2 separate regions of the Homo sapiens genome follow, and region 1 is linked to region 2. Evidence: read pairs that join two places in POLR2A ChIA-PET (ENCODE). Cell type or tissue: OCI-LY7. All regions are shown on one strand. Each heading gives the region's core, and the rest is flanking DNA. Links, peaks and the distances in the headings are about the cores only. Region 1 overlaps SLAIN1 (SLAIN motif family member 1). Region 2 has its middle 410 kb from the start of LINC00561.

What was found. Peaks named below come from ENCODE experiments on the same cell type or tissue, not always from the same donor. Only the 100,000 strongest peaks of a DNase experiment are listed, where the experiment ranks them.
Region 1: POLR2A ChIA-PET joins it to region 2 with 5 read pairs; 1 of 35 experiments calls an interaction of 5 or more read pairs at or near these places.

Annotation. Positions count from the first base shown.
Region 1 is chr13:77,698,936-77,703,348 of GRCh38, reverse strand. All of the region lies in intron 1 of SLAIN1 (SLAIN motif family member 1), which reads right to left. Among named protein-coding and RNA genes, the nearest start is that of MIR3665, 3.0 kb to the right of the region's middle. In OCI-LY7, for the core only: no CTCF peak of the experiment used is centred there; no DNase peak of the experiment used is centred there; H3K4me3 peaks cover 869 bases.
Region 2 is chr13:76,338,113-76,342,525 of GRCh38, reverse strand. No RefSeq gene overlaps it. Among named protein-coding and RNA genes, the nearest start is that of LINC00561, 410 kb to the right of the region's middle. In OCI-LY7, for the core only: no CTCF peak of the experiment used is centred there; a DNase peak (open chromatin) is centred at 2,675; H3K4me3 peaks cover 254 bases; H3K27ac peaks cover 1,133 bases.

The DNA.
Region 1 (4,413 bases), core at 130-4,129, 1.4 Mb before region 2:
CAACAGCTTTGATGAAAAATTGGCAATGATGTTAGCCAGCTGTCTGGGGTCTTGGTATTACATGTGGAAGATGAATATCTCATTCATTAAATTTTTCTTAATTTGTACAAGTCACCATTTTTCCTTGTATAATTAACAACTTTTCCATTGTCTTTCCCAGTTGGGAAAGTTAAAAATCCTTGCCACATCCTGTTTATATAGTCTCAATGTTCTGTTAATTGTCATTCTACTAAAATAAAGCCTCCTTATATGGCTGCATTTTATATTGGCTGACTTATTTTTATCGTGGCATTTTCTCATATAGAACCATCTTCCTGGTTGAGGTGTGCAAGACCTAACTTCCCTTCAGAGTACTATACTATCTTCAGTGCTTTTCCACCTGCTTTCTCCGTTTTGCTTTCAAACAGTATAGAGTTTTGTTAACTTTGATCATAATGCAAAAATACGTTTAATATTTCCACATCTATAAAACTAAAACATATTTAATCAAAGCAAGCATTGTATTATAAGATGTGATAAACTCTGATTTTCTATTCTACTGCACTTCACTTTTTTAAAATGCTGGTCAATCCACTAAATTGACTTTATAAACTTACTAATGAGTTACACAGCTAGCTCTGGGGAAAAAAAAATATCAGTGATGTAAACACTTCTGAATCTGGACAAATAATCTGATTTTTAGTCTGAACTCTATCAGTAACTAGAAGAGCTTACATAAGCCATTTTGCCTCAGAGCTCCCGTCCCTCAACACTGAAATAAGAGGGCTGAAACAGGTCATAGGAAGGTCTAGTATGCAGTTAGCTAATGGCTCCCATTGCCACTTCAGACCAATCTGAATTACTCTGTTTGTACTCTGGTGCTGCAGAGCCTGGTGACATTAGGACAAATATAAATCTTAAAAACATTTCTTCCATAAAGATAGAAAAAGCATCCAATCACACTGTGTCCCATGTATGCATGGATATTTTAGTCCCTTTGAGCTTTTTATTTGCTCCTGATACTCAGACTTTTCCCTTTTCCTTTCTAGCCAATGGCCTTCTGGAGAGCTAAGCCTATCAAATTAGTAAGATAACTGAGGAATCAGTATAGCAGGATGAGAGTTTTACTATAGGGCTATAAGATGACTTAAGAATTCAGGTTCACGATAGCAAAGACTTGGAACCAACCCAAATGTCCAACAATGATAGACTGGATTAAGAAAATGTGGCACATATACACCATGGAATACTATGCAGCCATAAAAAATGATGAGTTCATGTCCTTTGTAGGGACATGGATGAAATTGGAAATCATCATTCTCAGTAAACTATCGCAAGAACAAAAAACCAAACACCGCATATTCTCACTCATAGGTGGGAATTGAACAATGAGATCACATGGACACAGGAAGGGGAATATCACATTCTGGGGACTGTAGTGGGGTGGGGGGAGGGGGGAGGGATAGCATTGGGAGATATACCTAATGCTAGATGATGAGTTAGTGGGTGCAGCGCACCAGCATGGCACATGTATACATATGTAACTAACCTGCACAATGTGCACATGTACCCTAAAACTTAAAGTATAATAATAAAAAATAAATAAATAAGTAAAGAAAGAAAGAAAGAAAGAAAGAATTCAGGTTCTGGAATTGCCATCAACTTTAACTTTCTGAGACACTTAATTCCAGCAATACTGTGCTAAGATAATCAGGTAGTATTAAGGCAACATTCAAGACTTAAAATTCAATTAAGATAAATATTCAAAGAAATAAGAAAATTGTTTCATCAAAGCTTTTTTGTCAAAAGGGAGAGCATAACACTCCATTCTCTTTAAAGCTGTTTTTTTTAAGATACTACTTATAGGTTAAATAATTATTCAGAAAAATGATCTCAAAGACCTGGTTAATCATTAACTAATGAACTATCATAAAGAAAATATTGGTTCTGTTAGTCATGATTTTCCTTACACACATAACTCTTAACCCAAATATTGTCCAAGTTGTTAATAAAAGGAAAATAATGTATTCTAAGGTTTTATTAGAAAAGATATACTTACATAAAAGAATAGCTAAAATATCCAGTGATTAATCTACATTTGTAAACTTTCCTGAACTTATGACATTTTTAGCAGGAAGTGCTATTCTAAATAAATAAGCAAACACATTTTGTTCAACCCATTAGGATGAAATCACAATAAAAAATGCATGAAAAACTGTAGGTGATACAGTTAACAGTAACTTGTTCCTTAATATTGTTACTCTAATAATGATGCCTTTGTTACTGGGAGATGTGATGTCACATGAATACACAAATGTCCAATGTATGTTCAATGAAAGGCAAGTGTTAAAAAAAACTGATGTGTATATGTTTGTATATTGATTGTTGTAATTATATTTTTTTATCTTGAAGGAGCTGCAGAGTATTAACAGGGTGAATTCTGAGTCACGGTAATAAATTGGGGACAAGGAAGATAATTTTTGTGACCTTATACCTACATCTATGTTTTAGTTTTTTTACAATGAGCATGTAAAACTTGTAGTTTTAAATATTTTTAAAATAAGGTACTATATACCCACTCCAGTTGTTTCTTAATAAACACAGGAAATAAAAATAAGTTGCCATCCTGCAAACATATCAGGGAACCAAATGAACAGCACTCTTATTTCTGAGACCACACTACTGGGACACTATAGTCTGCAGTGATAAAGGAACAGAGTGCTTTGCAAGCATTAACAAGTGGGTTAAACTTTAAAAATTAAACCCTGTTGATATTTTCTTCATCAAAAAGATTTGCAATGCAAACAAAATCTTGATGCATAAAATGTAATAATAAAATTATGTAAATCAGGTAACTTTAAAATTTTTAAGACCATCCCACTAAGATTAATGAACCCTCCTTGTTTTTCCACCTGGAATTCTAATCTCAGGCTTGTTTTCAGGAAGATTCTCTGCCATTTGTCTCTAGAAACATTTGTAAAGCATCAAGGCTTTGATTTATTCACCTGTGTACTTGTTGAATGAAATAGAACCTGCTTCAACTTTGATTTGCTTCAAACCATCTGAAGAGCTAATATACTAATACCACTAAGTGGGTGATTTCTGTTAAAGTTGATTATTTCAATGCTATTTGGACAAAATTAAACTATAAAAAGAAAGCCTAGGTACCAAAATGCTAGTAATAGGATGCTAACTAAATATGACAGAAATCCATTCAAAAGAAGGAAAGTTATTAATAGATTACTAATCTCATATTTACAAACAATATCACAATAAATTTTAAAATGCAAATATTTTAAGCATAAAACTGATCCCATATATCTCCCCATCAAAAATGTAAACAAGTTTCCTTCCACTGTTTACATACATACCATCAGAAAAGGCTAAGTAGGGACTAAATCAACCTAAAATAATTTGAAAGTGGCATAAGGGCTGAGAGTTATTAGTGAAATCTAAGGACCATCATGAGAGCATTTTCTAGTACCACATTCAGACTGAAACTGAGATTACTTTACAGAAATAAGGGTGCAGCTTTGAAAAAATGGCTTAAAGTTCCCAAAAGTGATGAGTTGTTTGATTTTTTTACACCTTGAGCTACCTGCACAGCTGCCAAAAAGTATTAAGGTGGATGATGAATACACCTCTGAAAGGCTTACTGTAACTCCATATATTTTGATTCTTGAATGAAACCAATTAACTAATGTACTTTACAGTTAGAGCTCTCACATGACAGAGTGTAAGGGAAAAGGAACACTGCAGTTCCCAATAGGAAACCAGTAAGGATCTCCATTTCCCAATCCCTTCCATGCAATCATGCAACAGAGACACAAAGAAAGTAATGAAAACACAGCTTGGAAAAACAGAAAGGGTCCTACATAAAAAGGACCTAAAGTAAAGAAGGACTACAGCAAGCCTCCCCCTAAAGTTACTCATTCATGGAAAGTAGACAGTGCTAACCAGATGTCAACTGAATAAATGCTGTCAGCCTCAAGTTTTCTGATAACCAAGCTAAAAAGTTTCCAAGAAATAAGAAAATAAGGCTTCTCTAATCTCACTTTTCTTCTACAGTTTAATTTAAAAAATTAAAGACAGTTCGTTGGTTCCTAGGTAAAAAAATAAATAAATAAATAAAAAAGTCCCTCCCACCTGTTCATTCCACTCCAAGAAAAGTCCTCTTTATTGGCACTATTTATGGGAAAGCCAGTGAGGTCACCCCATTTTAAAAAGCAAGTCAGTCTCTGAAAATAAGATTTCAATGAAAATGCAACGCAAAAGGGCACACGACTGCAAAATTCAAACAGCAAGAACGAACCTCTCTATAAAGAGAGATCCATCACTGCGCGGCTTCCGATGCCACCCGAGGAGGAAGAGCACGCAAATCCTGTCCAGCGTTCGTTTAAAACGAAAGAACAGTAACAGTCGCAGACAGAGGCC
Region 2 (4,413 bases), core at 301-4,300:
TTGGCTAGGAAAGGGAATCCCCTGACCCCTTGCACTTCCCAGTTGAGGTGATGCACCACCCTGCTCCGTGGGCTGCACCCACTGTCCGACAAGCCCCAGTGAGATGAACCTGGTACCTCAGTTGTAGATGCAGAAATCATCTGTCTTCTGTGTCGCTCACGCTGGGAGCTGTAGACTGGAGCTCTTCCTATTCGGCCATCTTGTAACCTCCCTGAGAATATCTTTTAGGACAAAATCACCTCATAGGAAGCTTGAATCTATTCACTTAGATAACAGACTTTAAGAATTGTCAAACACAGGAAGCGGTAATGCCAAAATATTTTCATCTCATGTAACAGAGGCTTCTCCTAAATCTGTAACATTCTCACTTCTCAGAGACACTACATAGAAACTCAATTGAAAAGTTCCACTAGTTTACCTTCCTAGAATACTGGCCCTTAATATCAGCTGCTATAATAACTTTTGATTAAATATATGAGAGTGTGTGTATATGTGTGTGTTTGTGCAAGTGAATGTAGGCATATGTGTATAAACAGGATAAAAATTTTAATAACTAAGGCTATTAAAATTGGACCTCTTTTTAATTGGTCATTTGTCTGAAAACTTTCATAGTAGTATTTACCAATGCAGGAAATAAAAACTATAATTTATTAAAAAGAACCCTAGAATGTAAGGTTTGGTAAGGATTATCAACATAACCTGGCCCAACCTTCCATATAGTCATTGAAACTCTCCCACCATATAACATACCTAGTGTAGGTTTATAAGCACTTTTTTTAAAAATGAAAATTAAATGTTTATAAGAAAAGACAGGATAAATACAAAAATATCAAATTTTGTGTAATTTAGGATGCTTGAAATTTTTTATGTATTTTTTAAAGTTAACTTTGAAATTAGAGAATCAAATACAAAGAGTGAGAAATTAAAAAATGCCTTTTCTTGTGTCTTTCTGTGGCTTCTTTACCATAGCTCAAAATCTAACCTCTGGGTTACATAAATCTAATTCTTCTACACTGCATGCCTTTAAATCCGTGAATTAGTCCCTCATTTGCCACTAGAGTCTTTTCTTTGACTAGATAAATAGGATCTATCTCTCTCTTGATATTCATATTCAGTATATGAAAATGGCTATCACATGTTTCATGGTGTATTGAGGGTGGGAGTAAGTCATATCTCACTTGGGGCCTTGATCTTCCAGAATTTATTGCTATGGTTTAATGTGAATTTCACTAATCCTTGATTAATGCCTTTTCCCATATCTTTTATGTATGTTTTCCTTAAAACCCAAGTACTCTATTCTTTTTTCATATGAGATAATTTCTTGGCTCTCCTTGTCAATCATTTCTACTAATTTTTTTTCACTTTGTTTCCTAATATACAATGCCCAGAGGTAAATACTTTGTTTTAGTGGAATACATATGGGCTTTGGTTTGGTAAAGCTGAACAGTGCAAATTTTATCAGTGGTGATTCCCAGTGAGGGAATTTGGTCCGTAAATATCAAGAGCTGTTGCCAATTGCAGGTTAGGGCTTTCAGACCTTGTGGAGGGTGGGGTGGGGGTGCATGATTGAAACTACAGCAAGTGTTGATCAACTCTGTGTTCTTTACAGTTTATCTCCTATTCCTATCTTGGATGACAGTTGTCCCTTTTCAATATTTATTCTTTTTAGTATAAAGATTATTCTTCTTGAAATATATAAAGTGGTTTTGTTTGTTATCCATCATCATTATATAATTTGTCCCTTATTTGGACTGCTTGGTCCAAATAAAAATTTGTAAAGCTCGATTAGGCATTTAGGTTTTACTACAAGACTTGAATAGATCCATTAACTCAATCAATCAGTACTTAGTGAACAGTACTTACTGTTTGTGAGATATTACTTTATGCAGAAGTAGATCTAGGTTTTGAAGTCTTGAAGCTTATACAACTGAGAGGGGAGGTTGTTTAACAACAAGAATACAAAATTAGGTACAAAAAATACTTGTTTAGAATAAGAGAATAAAAATACAAATTTGAAAACAAATCAGAATAAAACAACATTTTCATTAAATAATTGCATAACACATTCCTAAAACATTTTTTCCTGTGTATTTCGGCTGCAGATCCTTTAATTGTATCTTAAATAGCAAATGGCAGTAATTTTATAACTTTATGTAGAAAAATATATTCTTCCTTCTAACATGTTTTATCAAAATAGGTTTTAACTATTATTGACCGAATACATAAAACATGAAACCTTACAAATACATTAACTTATATATAAACACTTAACATATATAAACACTATAGATATTATAGATAGCTACATATTCAATTAATCTGCCTCTAGTATTAAGTGCTAAGATACAAGAAAAACAATATAGAAACAGCGACTGCTTTTCTGGAGTTTGCATTCTGAGGAAAGAAAGAAAATACATAAAGAAACAAATTTAAGACTCTACACTATGATTTTATCTTTTTCATCCCTAGTTTTCAACATGAGGTCTTTGAGAGACCTTTTTACAGGGTCCAAGAAGTCATATCTATTTTCATAATGATACTAAGATATTTGCCTTTTGTACTGTGTAAACATTTGTGCTAATGGAACAAATCAATGCTGGGTAAAACTTCCAATACCTTAGTAGTAATCAAGGCTGTACCCAATGCTAGCTGTTGTATCCCTCACCATCTGCACTCACAGTAAAAGAAGGAAGTGAAACTGGATTTCAGTTAAGAATGTCCTTGATGAGATAGTAAATATCATTGATTTAATTAGATCTCAACACTTATATACACACTATTTTTTTTTTTTTTTTTTGAGACGGGGTTTAGCTCTTGTTGCCCAGGCTGGAGTGCAATGGCATGATCTTGGCTCACCGCAACCTCCACCTCCTGAGTTCAAGTGATTCTCCTGCCTCAGCCTCCCAAGTAGCTGGGATTACAGGCATGCACCACCACGCCTGGCTAATTTTGTATTTTTAGTAGAGACGGGGTTTCTCTATGTTGGTATACACACATTTTTAACAATCCATGTGATAAAATGAAAAGTATGTGCAAAGTGATTCTGTTGCATAGTCAAGAATGATGAGCTTTGGGAAAATCATTCGTGCATTTGTTTAAGTTGTGAGTTGAACTGACTAGTTTCAAAAAAGTTTTTTTGCATTTAAGAGCAACTGAAAAGCTATTGTCTTGGTTTATCTGCCATACCTATTTATAATTTTTTAAAATGAACATGTTACTTGAATAAAACAACTCACATAATTTGTTGCCAATAATAAAATGTGAGGTTTCAGGAAAAAAAATAGCTTCAGGAAAAAAACTTTTATCTTGCCACCATGAACTGGAATGCTTCCCAGTACTTGACTCTTCTGATGAGATTGGTAGTAATAATAACAAATATGATTATTTCATATTGTAAAATGAAAACTATAAACTAACTTATTCCAAATGATCAAATGCATAACATTGCAAAATCATGCCAGAATAAAAGATTTATTCCAAGTGCAAGAGTGATCAATTAAATTTAATGTATCAGAGTATGTAAAGTTCATTGACATCATTTCAGATTCCGTATTTCAATTAGCCTTTAAGAGGCTACCACTTGTCAAGTTTTGTTGTAGTATCAAGAAAAATAAATTATAATTATCTGAAAAAGTTATTAAAATATTCCTTCTTTTTCCATCTACATATCTGAAAAAACACATTTTCTTCAAATACTTTGAAATGAGAAATTGAATGCAGAGATAGATATGAGAATGCAATGACCTTCTCTTAAGCCAGACATGTAGACATTTTTTAAATGAAAAATAATGCCTCTCTCTATGCTAAATTTTATTTTTAAAATATAATTATGCTCATTAAATGTTATTTATGTGGATATATAATAGCTTATTTTATTTTACAATAAATTAATAAGCATGTAAAGTTTTTATTTTTAATTTCTGTATGTTAAATATCAATATCATAATGCACAAAAACAAAAACTCTTTGGAGTTCTCAGTAATTTTTAAGAATATGAAGGATTTCTGAGCTAAAACATTTTTGAGTAGCAGTAGTTTATATGCATCCTTCTTTTTGTGCCCTCATTTAAAAAAAACTTTTATGCTTGCTTTCTTGAAAACTGAACTTTCAAATATTTGCCTCCTGTTTCCCTTTTATTATTTTCATAGAGCATCCAGTCTAGTATGCTATTATTAAACTGTATTGTTGTCACCTGTTTTCATATCTGTATGCTTCACCAGATGATAATGATTAATGTTTTCTTATATGAAGGTAATAGGTTTTCTCTTCTCTGAATTTCTCCAATAATAGCTTGCTACAGTCTCCCTGTGTGTGTCTGACTACTCAGTTATTTTAAGATTTTTTTTCCACTATGGCATCATGAATTTGAAGTGGTGCATCAAAGAATTTGAAAGACTGGAGGCCCTCGTCTTC